Regions from separate parts of the Mus musculus genome. Here region 1 is linked to region 2. Evidence: chromatin loops called from intact Hi-C (ENCODE). Cell type or tissue: left cerebral cortex. All regions are shown on one strand.

Region 1 (8,000 bases), 1.7 Mb after region 2:
CAGGTATCCACAGATTACTAGATACAGAGCCAGCAAAGTTCTACCAGAATAGGAACAACATAGATCCCACCCATTATTTGATCCTTGCATTTGCAATACCAATTTTTATGTCTGAAATTTCAGTTTTGCCTTCCAGTGACAGAGACACTATATGTTTTTATTTATTTTTTCCAGACAGGGTGTTGATAAGTAGTCTTGGCTGGACTAGAACTCATGACACTCCTCCTCTGCCTCTATAACATCTTTGGTAGTCTTGATTTGTGGTCTCCAAAAGAGATTCCAGGAGTCCACAGTGGACTTTGTTGGGGAAGACAAAATTACAAAGGATCATGAGACTCCTGAAATTTTTTAATTTCTTTCTTCAGAGATTTGAAGTTTTTATCATACAGATCTTTCACTTCCTTAGTTAGAGTCACGCCAAGATATTTTATATTATTTGTGACTATTGAGAAGGGTGTTGTTTCCCTAATTTCTTTCTCAGCCTGTTTATTCTTTGTATAGAGAAAGGCCATTGACTTGTTTGAGTTTATTTTATATCCAGCTACTTCACCGAAGCTGTTTATCAGGTTTAGGAGTTCTCTGGTAGAATTTTTAGGGTCACTTATATATACTATCATATCATCTGCAAAAAGTGATATTTTGACTTCCTCTTTTCCAATTTGTATCCCCTTGATCTCCTTTTGTTGTCGAATTGCTCTGGCTAATACTTCAAGTACTATGTTGAAAAGGTAGGGAGAAAGTGGGCAGCCTTGTCTAGTCCCTGATTTTAGTGGGATTGCTTCCAGCTTCTCTCCATTTACTTTGATGTTGGCTACTGGTTTGCTGTAGATTGCTTTTATCATGTTTAGGTATGGGCCTTGAATTCCTGATCTTTCCAAAACTTTTATCATGAATGGGTGTTAGATCTTGTCAAATGCTTTTTCTGCATCTAACGAGATGATCATGTGGTTTTTGTCTTTGAGTTTGTTTATATAATGGATTACATTGATGGATTTTCGTATATTAAACCATCCCTGCATACCTGGAATAAAACCTAGTTTTTCTAAAGAGAGGACAGGATATTTTTCCTTCACAAAATATTCAATAGATCTATATCCACTTTTTTACATGCCTTTTATGAACATTAATGGAAATCTCTTTATGTCATATTACTATTAATAGTCACACTTAAACATAAAAGACAAGCTAAGCATAGTGGTGTGTACCTGCAGAACTCCAGCTACTAGTGAGTTTAAGTAAGGAGAACACTTGAGCTTAGGAGTTTCAGACCAGCCTAGGCAACATAGTGACACCCCGAGTCTTACAATTCCTTAAATTATTTAAAATATAAGCACAAATGAAAAGGGTAACATGGCAGAACTAAACTTAGTGAAATATTTAAAGAAACAGCGAATTCAAGTTTCATATTTTAAGACACACAGGGAACACAGTTTTCACTTATTATTTACAGCAATCTGAGGTACTTAAACTATTCATCTGCACCCCCCTAGCTTGGTCCTGAGAAACTTGGTCCAGAGTACTTATGGTGGTTCTCAGCTCACAAGAAGGAAGATGTTGATCGTGTCAGCTGTGGTTCTTTCACTGTGAGATGAGAGATATGACTAGATGCTATTTTGGATCCTTATGAGGCCATGAAAAGCTGAGACCCAGGAAAGGTGTTACACACCTTTAATCCCAGGAGACAGGGCCAAGCAGATCTCTGAGTTCAAGGCTAGCCTGGGACAGAGCAAGTTCCAAGTAAAGAACAGCTTAGGTCCAAGCATGGTGGTATACTCCTTTAATTTGGACCATACCTTCTGCTGGAGGTCTACATAAGGACACTGGGAGAGGGAAGGCTCTCTTCTTTTTTGCCTGCTTGCACTTACTTGCCGGCACATCTGTTGGAACCTACTTCAAGATTCCAGTGTATACAGAAGACCAGCTGAAACACCTAGCCTTGTGAGACCGAGCAACTACTAGATTCTTGGACTTCCCATTCACAGCTGCCCATTGTTGGGTTAGTTTGACTGCAGACTTTAAGTCATTTCAAATTTCTCTTAATATACAGAGACATTCCATAAATTTTGTGACTTTAGAACCCTGACTAATATAGAGTCCCAACTCTATCTTTTGAATATGAGAATTACAAACAGGCTAGACAGTGGTGACAAACTCCTTTAATCACAGCACTTGGAAGGCAGAAGCAGACATATCTCTGAGTTTGAGGCCAGCCTCGTCTAGAGTGAGTTCCAAGACAGCCAGGACTACACAGAGAAAGCCTGTCTGAAAATACAAAACAAAAGAATTGCGAAAAAGCTGTTATGCCCACATGTGTTCTGGGGACTCTTTCCAATGCTCACCTTGATTTCTGAAACAAGATCTTTCACTGGGACCTAAAGTTTACTGATTAGACTAGGGGCCCCCATGATCTTCCTATTTCCACCTTCCCAGTATTGGGGTTATAAGTATGTATCACCCCATCTGGCCTTTACAGGAGTGCTAACACCTGAGCTGGGGCCCTCATGATTACACAGCAAGCATCTTATCAAGTGCACTAAGTTCTCAGCCCTTTGCTTATATTATTTTAACGGTAACTCTTAAGCTTTTTGACTTAAAAGACATGATAATTCCTACACCCTCTCTCCTAAGGCAATAAAGGACTCAGAACACTTTAACCCCAGTCTTTTCTCAGTCTCCTGTCATACTACTTCCTAGACTTAATTCTATTTTTTTTCTTTTTTCTTTTTTTTTTGTTTTGTTTTTTTGTTTTTTGTTTTTTCAAGACAGGGTTTCTCTGAGTAGCCCTGGCTGTCCTGGAACTCACTCTGTAGACCAGGCTGGCCTCAAACTCAGAAATCCTCTTGCCTCTGCCTCCCAAGTGCTGGGATTAAAGGTGTGCGCCACCACCGCCTGGCTAATTCTATTATTTTTAACTCTTCTACAATTAGTCTTTACTACTGCTATTTATTCCATATACCATGTTCTATTTACGTTGTTGTTTTCAGTTTAAATTCCACTGTTACTAATCTCAATGTAGTTTTTGCCCTAGTCTTTTTTCTAAATTATCATACTCAATAATTTCTAACTACTGTGAACACAAAGTTGACTACTATTTTCTGATTCATATTCTCTTACCACTATTTCACACTTCACACATATTAAGAAGCCTTCAAACAGAACCATTACTGAAGAAATGTTAAAATCAACATTTTTAAATCTAGGCTAAAAAAATGGAGAAAATTCTTTCTAAATGTCAATACCTTCCTGAAGAGACTCCTCCATGTACATTCATAAAGTGAAGCTTGCTAAATGACTATTTTATAGACATAGGTCTTTCCTTTTTTGCCTTAAAAATTCAAATAATGTACACTCACCAAGTATTCTAGATTTGTCAAATAACATACAGGAAAAGGTCTTCTCTTTTACAGATACAGGAACATATCAGTGGACATGCTAGACGATGTGACTAAACTACTAAAAGGAAGAATAACGATCAGCTTGACACTCTAATGAAATGATGTCTAACTTCTGAAACCAATATAAACTAATCTCAACTTAAAAAACAAATAAAAATCGAGTTCAGAGCTTATAAGAATTGACTTGAAAAATGTGTCAGAAACATGCATATACTTAGAGAAGATGGCACAATATAGCACAAACTACAGAAACCTACCTCATCCATTTTTTATTATGATTTAAAAAAAACACACAGAACACAGGGGACCTACCTAATACCACTCAGAAAAGATGACAAGGCCCTAAGCAAGTTAGGCCTCTGCAAGTGAATAGTTGCTGCAGCAGGATAAAAGCAGGGGAGCGCTGGATGGGGTGTGCAATTGTCTACTTGCAGATTCACAGACTTTCCCAGGAGAACTATCTGGAGTATTCTGGTTATCCAGAGGAAAAGGGAGAAAATATGAGGGCCTTTTCACTGACTACCTACCCCCAAAATAAATACAACTAAAAGGTCAGACAACTGCTCTTTAATCATTAAAATGTAGGGGAGGAAAGTCCACCTCTGCAGCTCTGGTGATTGTTTTGCTCCTGAGCAAAGGCAAGCCTGGACCAACATATGTGCCCCTAAGGTGCCACAGAACTCATAGGAAGTAGTGTTTTTCAACAAGGATTGAAGGATACTATAACGAGCCTGAGACCTTGCTTGATGAATAAGAAAGAAGCACTAAATCTCTGCACTTGGCATCTGACTACATCAATGGAACACAGAATTATGTCCAAAGACCAGAAAACAATTAGCAGCAGTATCAAGCCTTCCAGGAATGGGAGCATCATGGGTCAGGATGGTCAGGAAAGGACTGAGGAGCATGTGGTCTGTAACAAAAGCACCCACTGCATAGTGGTTGCACATAATGTGCCCAAGGAGAGTACACTAGACATTCGTTTTTTTAAAAATAATAACCAATTCCCATTCTACGGTTGAAGGTGTTAACTCAGAAAAGATAAACAGAAAGCTCTGGGTATAATGGTGTACACCTTTAATCCCAACACGCATGAGGCTAAAGCAGGTCACGTTGAGGCCAGCTTGGTCTACATAGTGAGTTCTAGGTTAGCTTGGACTCTTTACAGTTCTCTTTACAGCTCTTTCTATCATAGTAATGGGTAGAAACATTTTCAACTGGGACTTTTACGTTTTATACTTGTAATTACATTTTAAGAATAAAAGCAAAGAGTAACCTCTATCTCTGCTTAGCCCCTCTTCAACTCTCCACTGGAATGCCATGTCGTGCAGAACTCCTTCCTTGCCATCTATGGTTTGGCAGTAGGGGGGAGGGATGGGGGAGGGAGTATTTTCCTCAAATAAACCCTGCATTCCTTTATGAGCAATCCTCAGAGCCATTAACATATGGAAATGTTTCTCCTACATTTGCAGAAATTTCTTTTGGTGGCAAAGACAAGCTGATCTAATGTGAAACTCTTTTTATAGTCTTTACTTATTGCTTAGTGTGAACATTCATATTCCAATGGAGAAATAATAGTGGCTGTAACTAAGGGGTACTGCCTGGACTACTCTGGCTATTAGAGTATGCTTATAGAGTATGCATATGATTTTTAAAATCAAGACGTTTCTAGCTTACAAGCCACATTTGGCCCCAACGTGTTTCAAACAAGAAACACTGAACTTATTTTACGTTATTCATAAAATTCACCGTATTGTGCTATGAACATTTTTTTTTTTCTTTTACAGTGCTGCAATCCAATCCAGGGCCTTGAGACTACCAGGTAAACTACCACTAAGTCACACCACTGGCAGTACCATTTATTCATTTTATGTAGTTTGTATGATGCCTTGCATAGAAAAGATACACAATAAATTCTTCCTGAGTGAGAGGTCAAGGAATTAGCTAAGAAGAAAAAAAAAAGGTTAATGGTTTGGAAATGACCACCAACTGCTACTTCCTTCTCTGACTCTCAAAGCCCTAAAAATAGCTGCTGCCAACTGAAGGCAAGCAATATAGCTGATGTCTTTGCTCTGAACAAAAATAGCTCAGTGGTCTTACATTGGGCACTCACACATAACTTTTGCCAAGCAGGAAGCATAGCAGGCGTATTCATACCTGAGATTATATGCACAGTTTCACAGGACCCCTTGATGCTGATGCTCTGTGCCCAGAAGTTTTGTTGGCTGTAAAGCAGCAACCAGAGTGGTCATAGGGTCCTCTCAGGGGGATTTCTAACAAGGGAGGGGCAGTAACAGTTGCCCACACTCTGGTCAGATGCAAGCCTTGGGAGTTTTTCACTCCTGCCTACTGTTCCCAGAGTAGAGTTAGTTCACTGTTCTCCTTCAGTGTGCTCTGTCCAACCTAACAGACTTCTTTCATCCAAAAGAGGCAGTAAGGAAGGACCTCGAGGGGGGTGTCCCGATGGGGGGAAAAAGAGGAAGGGAGGAGGAAGAGGAGAGAAAAAAAAAGGTCCCAGAATTCTGCAAAGCAGCCGCAGCAACTGTTCAAAAGCCAGAATGCCTGACTTGTGAGTAAAGTGAATAAAATAGCGATAAGGGAGTAGGGTGATAACTGGCTAGCAAAGGACTGGATTAAAGTCGGAAACCTCTTAAATAAATGCAAGCTCTCATGAGTGACAGAGGCCTTGGGGAGAATGAGTTATATCAGTGGGCAGTTTCCACCGTTCTCTGGGCTGCTCTCTGTTTACCTGGTAACACAGGATGGTTTGCTGCACCAGCCTCGCGTACCCGTCCAGGCGGACCCCAGAATTGCTCCTGCTCCGCATCTCGCCCAAGCTCATGGGCCACGGAGCTGGACCTGCCCGCTGGTGTCCGCCAAAGTTGCCGCCTCCAAGCTGACCTGGTCCTCAAAACATTCAGCGTCAATGAGTTTCTTCAAAGGGGGCCGAGAGGAAGAGTTTTCAAACTGAGAGACCCAAAGTATGACTTGCAAGGCGAGCCAACCAGAGTGTCGCGCCGCTGGGCGGTGCGGGGGAGGAGACGGGGGTGGCGCTATCGCGGCCCGGCTTCCTCCCGGTCAGCAGCTGCCCCGAGGGTTTCTAGTCCCACCACCATGCTCGACAGAACCTAGACTGGGCACTAGGCTGGAGAAAGGCCTTGGCGGTACCCCTCTGTTTTGGGAGGCGGCTCCGGGTTGCTTGGGAGCTCACCTAAGCTTTACTAGGCTCCGCCCCCCTCGTGGGGCGGACTCTCCAAGTCTCCGCCTAAAGGGAGAGGGTCTACAGAGGAAGGCCGCTGGGAGCGGCGGGGAGCTGGGCTCTTAACGGAAATTCAGTTTTTTTTATTGACTTTGCTCCTACCTCAACCTGCTTCCAACCGCGGCTGAGGCTAAAGGAGCAGAGTCCTTCGGTCGCGGCCCCCGGGGTACGGAGGCCACCCCTCACGCCGGCCCGAACCAAGAAGCGGAACCCGTGCAGTCCCGCCCGGAAGGAACGCGTTGGGGGGGCGGTACCGATCTGCTCGCAGCTCCGCCCCCAGTCCGCCTCCTCCGTGGGGTTTGGAGCCCTCCTTGTCATGGCCTGACCAGGAAGGAAAATGGGGCAGCCCGCAGGAGTATGGAGAACTTGGATGGAAGCAGAGAACAAGTCGGCTTTCTGGGTCGGCAATGACAAGGTCTCCTGAGCGGAGCCGCCAAACCCACCGGAGACTAGAAAGAGGCTGGGCCGCCTGGGCATCCTTCGGATGACCGGCCGTCATAGCCCCGCCCTGTCCTGGGCCTCACCTGAGGACAGAGTCCCCATAGTGGAGCTCAGCACTGAAAGCAAGAAAGGGAGGCCTGAGTACTGTCCTCCACATACACTCCTGGTACCCGTGGCTCCTGGCCTTAGCTCCTGGGAGAATTTTGCAGTTCATTTATAATAGTATATTTTGAAATTTGGCATCCCATTAGTTGTCAAGGTTGCTAACCACAGGCCGCATTCTTTGATCCTGTCTTCATTGTCCATCAAAATCTGGCCCACAAATAAATTTGACTGGGCAGCTGTTCTAATGTAATTGCTTCCACAAGCACTTTGTTATTCTCCACTTTGACCCATTTCATTGTCTAAAACTTACCTTTGCCTTAAAGACTAGGTCAGCCCACTCATTAGCGTTTCCAATTTTCTGGATTCCTATAGCAGTTTCCTCAGTAAAGATGGGGCAACGAGTCAGTTCGAACTGCACTTTATTCCATTTCTGATTTATATAGACATTTGTGTTACTGTTTCAGTTGTTTGACTTTTACTGTTTTTATCTGTTGGGGTAAACCTCATGCCTTGTAATGTGACAAGGTCAAGTGCGTGTAGCACATACTTGACTCAGAGTGGCACTTAAACCAGAGCTATTTTCAGCACCATTTGGAAATAGTGTATTGTTTACATTTTAACTGAGGCATACTTTTCTAACTGGATTATGAGATGCTTATGAAATAGCTTGGTATCTCCCACCACACCTGGCACAGAGTTGATTGTACATGTGTCTAGGGCTCAATGTTGATGGACTGAAAATGAGTCCTGCTTATTTGACTCCCCTTATAGTTAGTCTTTAACTAAAGCACCCAACCCCT
Region 2 (8,000 bases):
AAGAGGAGCGTGTCCATGATCTCTTTCTCAGCATGCTTGTTACTCATATGTAGTAAGACTGGTAAATTTTGTAAGTCAATTATGTATCATAACACTTTGTTGAAATTATTGATAATTTCTACAATTTTCTAGTCAAATTTTGGGAACATTGGGTATAAGATAATATTATCGGCAATTGAAAATAAAAATATTTGCATATATTATACAGAATAGTAGATTACATTTTATATTTCACTCATTTATTTAATATTCTTGGTCCTTTTCTATTTTAATGTTTTTCAGGAATTTGAGATTTATTAAGTTTTGCTTACTCATATAAATAACCCAGACTTTCAAATTCACAAAACTTGTGATTCCTATAAACACTATTTACTAGAGCTAGAGTGAAGTTAGGCTTCGCCACATCTGTCTTTTGAGGGACACTAAGTTAAAGAGAGTCAGAGTTAGAATATTTCAGTTTACAGAACTGCAAAGCAATTTTCTAGAATCCAATATGCAAAATGGTCAATTTGCTGAATGACTACCGCACGGCACAATTTTGCCTTTGTGAATCCTTTTGTTCGCTTGATGGGTTTTCATTTTTAAGGAATATTGAATTTGCCTTTGCCCTAGTTCCTTGTCACTACAGTTGAATCTGGGGAGAATAAAGAACACAAAAAGATTATATAAATATGAATAACTTTTATTAACAATATGTCTATTATAATATAACAAAATGATGTGTGGATATTCAGAATGTAGTTTTGAATAGGACCCCATTAATGAAGGATACTAGGAGAGGGTATGTGCTAAAACTCCATTCCTCTTATGATTCGAGAGTATAAAAATATTTTGCTTACAGCTTTCAATTTCTCTTTTTTTCACTTTCCCTCCATTCTGGCAACATTTCTTCTTTAGCATATCTCAAATCCTTCAAAACATCAAAACCTTTTCATTCTCATTTGCTCTTCTCTGATGCTTTAGATGTCCGCCCCTCTCAGCATCAGCCTTTGGGGTTGTTGGTGGGAACAACTTCAGGGAACCAGAGGTGATGGATGACTCCAAGGAAACAGAGTCTTCCAGACACAACAGGACTGACAAACATATGAACTCATAGAGACTGTGACAGTGCACACAAGATCTGCACAGGTTCAAGGTAGATAACATCTGAGCACTGACAGGGGAGATAGACACAAAGTCCTTCCCCTACCTAAGAAGCTACTTGCAATTGGCAATTGCTGGATAATTGCTGGGTATATTCACCACACTCTGGAGAAGGCCCCGCGACTACAGTAATTAACCAAATTTATTCTGCCTCACTCCTTTAGAGGGTTTCAATTCAAGATTGTTGCAAAAACTGGCAAAGCAGCTCAGTCTGTGGTGGTGGGGTCATGTGGTAGAGGCTTTTCACATTGCGGTGGATCAGGAAGCTGAAAGTGAGGTTCCAAGCTAGAACCTTTAAAGTTCCATCCCTAGTGACCCATTCCTGCCAGCTAGTCCTTACCCTGAAAGGTCCTAAAGCTCCCCCAAATGTCACTACCCACTGAGAATAAGTATTCAAAATGTGAGCCTCAAACATGTCAGATCCAAACCATAGTAATCTGTTTGGCATTTAAAAAAATTATTTTTAAATTTTTTTCATACGATATATTGATTAAATTCTTCCCCTGCCCCAACTGCTTCTAGATACTTCCCATCTCCATACCCATCCAAATTCATGTCACTTCTTCCTCTCTCTCTCAAACAAAGTTGAAAATAAAAACAAACTATCTTTAAAAAAAAAAGAGAAGAAAACCTAACAAGACAAAAAATTATCCAAATGAAAAGTGCACATAAACCATGTAGTCCATTATGTATTGGCCAACTACACCTAGTCGTGGGGCCTTCTCCAGAGTGTGGTGAATATACCCAGCAATTATCCAGCAATTGCCAATTGCAAGTAGCTTCTTGGCTAGGGGAAGCTTTGTGTCTATTTCCCCTGTCAGTGCTCAGATATTATCTACCTTGAACCTGTGCAGATCTTGTGTGCGCTGTCACAGTCTCTATGAGTTCATATGTTTGTCAGTCCTGTTGTGTCTGGAAGACTCTGTTTCCTTGGAGTCATCCATCACATCTGGCTCCTACACCCCTTCTGCCTCCTTTTCTGCATAGAGCCCTGAGCCTTGAGGGGATTTGAGAAAGACATCCCATTTAAGGATAAATACTTCTTCGTACACATCTCAAAAATATATAACCCATTTCTGGTATTTAGAATTTTATTTGGTAGCATAAGATATCTAATTGGGGCACTGTCTCCTCCATTATATGACAACTCCATTTAAACTCCTTTTTGTGCTTGTATATATATTTAGGAAGTTCCTATATTAGTTTTCTATATGGCTTTTCAAGACATTTAGTCTTAGTTAGCCTCTCCACAGTCCCTTCTCTACTCTGCCCTCCCACCCCTTTCATCCCTCTGTTCTAATTTTCCTTTTATTCTTTTATAATACTATATTCTATATCCCCTGTCTTGGAATATCCTCTCTTCCTCCTCTAAGAATATTCTAAATGAAACACACGTATCAAAAGCATAAAAGCTAACACATATAAGACAACATTTATCTTTCTGGGTCTTGGTTACTTCATTCAGGATGATTGTTTCTAGTTCTACCCATTTACCTGCAAATTTCATTTTTCTTGGCAGCTGAATAATATATATTACATTTTCATTATCCATTCATCAATTTGTAGACATCTAGTCTGTTTCCAATTTCTGGCTATTATGAACAGAGCATCAGTGAACATGGATGAGCAAGTATCTCTCTAGTAAGATATAATCTTTTAAGTATATGGCCAACAGTGGTACAGATGGATCTTGTTGTACATTAATATTTAGCTTTTTGAGACACTTCCACACTGATTTTCACACTGGCTGCTGTATCAGTTTGTACTCCCATTAGCAATGAATAAGTGTTCCCATCCACCCCCCATCATCTTCAGCATCTGCTGTCATTTGTTTTATTACTCTTGGGCACTCTCACTGGGGTAAGATGAAATCTCATGAGCACACAAAAATAGTAACCTTTCTACATACAGATAACAAACATACTGAGAAAGAAATCAGGGAAACTACCTTTCACAACAGCCTCAAAAATACCTTGGATTAATTCTAACCAAGCAAGTGAAATATTTGTGTAATGCATACTTTAAGATCTTGAAGAAAGAAAATGAAAAAGAAGGTAGAAAGACCTCCCGTGCTCATGACTGACTCAGGGGGATTATTATTACAATGCAGTCCATCACAGAAGCTGGAAAATATGGTTTTCAACTTTATATGGAAACACACACACACACAGGCCAAAACCAAAACCAGACACAAATAAATAAACAAACAAACAACTCAGGATGGCTAGAGTATCCTGAATAATAAAAGGACTGTTAGAAGTATCACTATCCCAGATTTCACATTGTATAACAGAGCTTTAGTAATAAAAAAAAAAAACAGTATGGTATTAGCATAAAAACAGACATAGTGATCAATGGAATCAAATTAAAGTCCCAGCCATAAGTCCACACATCCATGGACACCTGATTTTTGACAAAAATGAAAAAAAATACACATTGGAAAAAAAGACAGCATCTTTGGTTCATTCAAAGTAGATGGTTAGCTTGTAGAGGAATGTAAATAGATCCATATTTATCACTCTGCACAACACTCATCTCCAAATGGATCAAGGATCTCAACATGGGGTCTGACACCCTGAATCTGTTAAATGGGATAATAAGGAATAACCTTGAACTCATTGGTACAGGAAAGAAGTTTATATACTGCACCCTAATAGAACAAGTATTGAGATCAATAATTAATAAACAGGACCACATGAAGCTAAAAAGCATCTGTAAGGAAAAGGACACCATCGTTTGAGCAAAGAAGCAGCCTACAGAATGGAAAAAGTCTTTATCAATTATACATCTGAGAGAGAGTTAGAATCTGAAATATATAAAGAACTAAACAAAGAAAGAAGGAAAGAAAGAAAAACAATAAACTCTGTACATCAAGAACATAAGGAACCCAATTGAATATGTGGTATAGAACTAAGCATAGATTTTTATTTATGTTTTTTATTAGATAGTTTCTTTATATACATTTCAAATGCTATCCCGAAAGTTCCCTATACCCTCCCCACGCCCTGCTCCCCTACCTACCCTCTCCCGCTTCTTAAAACAATGAAATACAAATGGCTGAGAAACACTTAAAATATGTTCAACATTCTTAGCCATCAGGAAAACACCATTTAAAATTCCTGTCTCTCCTGTCTGCTCCCTGAGGGAGACACATAGCTTAGGGAAGAATCTAGGCCTCTCATTTAGTCTTTGTCAGAGGACATTTGCATCCATAGATATTGTCGAAAAAAATGTGGATGGGGACAGAAGAAAGGCTTTGCTGTAGTCACCAGTGATGGAATGAAGGTCAAGCATGAGATGGAGGTGAGAGACAAGAGAAAGGAAAGACAAGAAAGGAGACAAGGAAATGAAAGCTTCGAGTTAATGTGTTTATTTTTCTCATAATAGTAGCAGTAGACTGTTTCTTCAAATTATTGTATTTGGGTTATGTATTTATTGGAGATACAATTTACATGCGGTAAAATAAAATTTTCACAAATAACATACAAATTTCTTAGACCCCTCTAAAGTCAATTCTCACCTCCGCTGAGGCAATCATTGCTATGATTTCTGTCATCATGAATCAGACTTGGAAGGCCTAGAATTTCACGAGAATGAAAATGTACATGTATTCTTTCTTCTTCACCCAACAGAAGCGTTTTCAAGGTTATGTTGTGTATGTTGGCAGCTCACTTCATTTTATTGTTGTATTGTGTTCTATTATATAACTATAACACATTCTATAAGTTGTCATAAAGTTAAACATTTATGTCATTTCCTGTTTTTGTCTATTCTGGAGAAAGCTACTGTGAACATGCATGTATACATCTTCTTATGGACACATGTTTTCATTTCTACCCAGTACATACTTAGGAATGAAGTTATGGGATCACAGAACAGTTGGGAAGCTTTGCCTCTGGATTATTCAGTCCCCCCAGCTCTTTGCCTGGCTGCCTCCCTGCTGAATCTAATGTATTGAGATTTCAGAAGAAATTGTACAGATGGTCTTCATTTATTTTCCTATAAGTTTTAGAGAGGGAGTGGGAATAAGGTCTGGGAAGAAATTGATGCACCACTTTAAGTGTCCGTGACTTAGACCCAGGCAAGGTTGTACATACCTTTAATGCCAGGAAAGAGAAGTAAGCTGATCTCTAAGTTCAAGGCCAGCCTGGGACAAAGTAAGTTCCAAGTAAAGAACAGCTTAGATCCAGGTGTGATATTACACATCTTTAATCTGGGCCATACCTTCTGCTGGAGGCCTACATAGGACAATGGAAGAAGGAAGGCTTCCTTCTTCTTTGCCTGCTTGCACTTACTTGCCAGCGCATCTGTTGGAACCTATGTCAAGATTCCAGTGTATACAGAAGACCAGCTGAAACACTTAGCCTTGTGAGACCAAGCAACTACTAGATTTTTTGATTTCCCATTCACAGCTGCCCTTTGTTGGGTTATTTGGATTGCAGGCTGTAAGTCCAACAATTTCCCTTAATATAGAGAGACATTCCGTAAGTTCTGTGACTGTAGAGAACCCTGACTAGTACAATGAGTAAATGAACAGAGTATAGTCTTAGCTTTTCTTTTAATAATTCTGAAGAAGATAGTTTTATGAATTTTTTTTCATTTTTTCCCCAAGATTCCTTTAGATGGTATGTGTCTGTCTTGTGGGTTCATAATAGACACTAAGTAGATTATGAATGAATTAATGGATGAATGAAAACATTAGACAGGTAGACAACAACAACAACAACAACCAGTTACTGTAATAAAGACATGGAACGGTGCAGTCCACTAGGAAATGAGGAGGTTTGTTTTTCAGGAGTGTGGTCCAGACTGGAGAAGCAGCTCTGCTCCATAGCTAATCATAAACCCAAGTTCCTTCTGCTGTGTGGCTCTGGCCTTCTCTAGGCGGGTTGCTGTGGGTTGTACATGGTGCCATGTATGAAGCATGTCTACTCTCCTAAATGTTGGTTCTAGTAGTGGTCTAGCCATTTCTTTTTGCATTCCACTCAACTATCTGACCAAACCTCATCTCAAAGCAGACTATGAAAAAGTAGTTCAGTTGTGTTTCAGGAAGAAAGGAAAGTGGGTCACAATAGTGAGAGTTTGGATTTCTTTTAAAAAAACCAGCTATGTTATTATGAATATGTTTTTGTTTTAGTCCAAGATATGGGATATGGGGATGCTTGAATTCTCCCACAGCCATTGTCTTTATTTTTGATGGCTTCAGATAGTTTAATTCTGGGAACCCTGGAGAGGGAATAAATGAATGGTAGAGCCCCAAGAAAGCTTATAGTGGCTGTTGCTTCCCTGCCTCCCACCTCGCTGCTGTTGCGTTTGCTATTGCTAGATTGCTGTATTACTGGGTTGATGGTTTGCTGGTTTGCTGATTTACTGTTGCAAACAGTAAAACAGTATTTGCTGGACTGCTAGATACTAACCCTAATCAGCAGGAAGTAGTCTATTTTGTTGGCTGAAAGAGGTCTATGCCCCTTTCCTTCTAACCCTCTTTCTCTCCTACCTATTGTTGGGCGGTCAGAAGGGATTAGGGTGGAATAAGTGTTGGAAGGGAGGTAGGCTTATAAGAACCTAATAAAACAGTAAAGCAAATGTGCCAAGAGATCACAATGAGTAAGTCATGGTATTTGCCCTTACGAGCAAGTCTTTAAATCACCTAAGAAGTTGCTTGTGCACCACTGCTCTCTTCATACTCTGAGGGATGCACAATGTTCTTCGGATGTCACTGACATTTGATTCTCCACTGACTTGTATATGTATTCTCATACAGTGATGTGATTGGATTTGGGCAAGAAGATTATTTACTATTTCTGAATTCTTGTCTGATGTTATTATAATAGGCAAGGGTTGAATGTGTTTCAGAAGCAGGGTCTGGCAAGAGGGGAGCAAGCCGAGGGATGTTGTTCCTTCCCCCGTGTATTTACCTCCCAGTGGGGAGCTGAGATTAAAGTCTCTAGTCTCTGTCCTTTCTTGAAAAATGCTCTCAAACCAGATGTGCCCTTTCCCATTCACCACTATTATCCAACAATTTTCCCCTCCTCTCTGCCTTCACAGATCCCAATAGTTTTGACTGTCTATGACAGTATATAATTGAATGCAGGGTATCTTCCCTACACTGTGATTAGTCAAACTTCATCCATATGCAGTTGAATCATCTTTAAGATGAAGCTAACGTCTCCAGGCTACAAATTCCTCCAGAGGTGCTGAGTGGCAAGTGCTTGGCTGTTCCTCTATGATGACACTAATGCCAATTCTATTAGCCGAGTGCTTTCTCTACTCTACTTTTACTCCCTCTTCTCTCATGACCTTAGCACTACCATTTTCTTTACGTCAGGCCTATCACAGTCTACGAGCTAAGCTTATGTTGTCAACAGGTTCCTTGAAATGGCATCCTATATTTGGCTTGTAACCAGATTCTGGGACTATCTCCATGGCAATCATAGCCGGTCAGAGAGAGAAAAAAAATCCCCTGAAGAGAAAGAGCTAGAGTTTAATGAATCTCAGAGCAAAATTATTCATCTCAAAATAAATGATATTCTCTAGATGCTAGAACAGCTGCTGAACAAAACACATTCTCTGGCAAGTGAGAAGCAGGACGACCTGCAGATCTCAAATTAAAATACAAAAACAAACAGGTGTGCACGATTTTATGAATGACAGAGCTCACACACTTATGCTTCTAGTGACATAGCAGATGTTTCTCCACTTCTTGAATCTAGGCTGGTCATATGACTTGTTTTGGGCAAAGAGATACTAGAGAATATGAAGAAAGCAGAGGCTTCAAATATGCTTATGCATTTTTAGTTTTCTCTCTTGTGGCACTGGAACCATGAGACCTAAACTAGCCCTTTAGATGGTAGCAA

The links. Peaks named below come from ENCODE experiments on the same cell type or tissue, not always from the same donor. Only the 100,000 strongest peaks of a DNase experiment are listed, where the experiment ranks them.
Region 1: it touches region 2 in a loop (18-fold over the local background); 5 of 42 quality-filtered maps call a loop at or near these places.

What each region holds. Positions count from the first base shown.
Region 1 is chrX:160,501,049-160,509,048 of GRCm38, reverse strand. It overlaps Phka2 (phosphorylase kinase alpha 2), which reads right to left and starts at 6,887. Exons shown (of 33, transcript NM_172783.4): 1 at 6,145-6,887. The coding sequence starts at 6,222. In left cerebral cortex, a CTCF peak has its summit at 6,438; DNase peaks (open chromatin) are centred at 4,841, 5,841, 6,673 and 6,876; H3K4me3 peaks cover 2,186 bases; H3K27ac peaks cover 1,504 bases.
Region 2 is chrX:162,243,763-162,251,762 of GRCm38, reverse strand. No RefSeq gene overlaps it. Among named protein-coding and RNA genes, the nearest start is that of Nhs, 88 kb to the right of the region's middle. In left cerebral cortex, no CTCF peak of the experiment used is centred here; no DNase peak of the experiment used is centred here.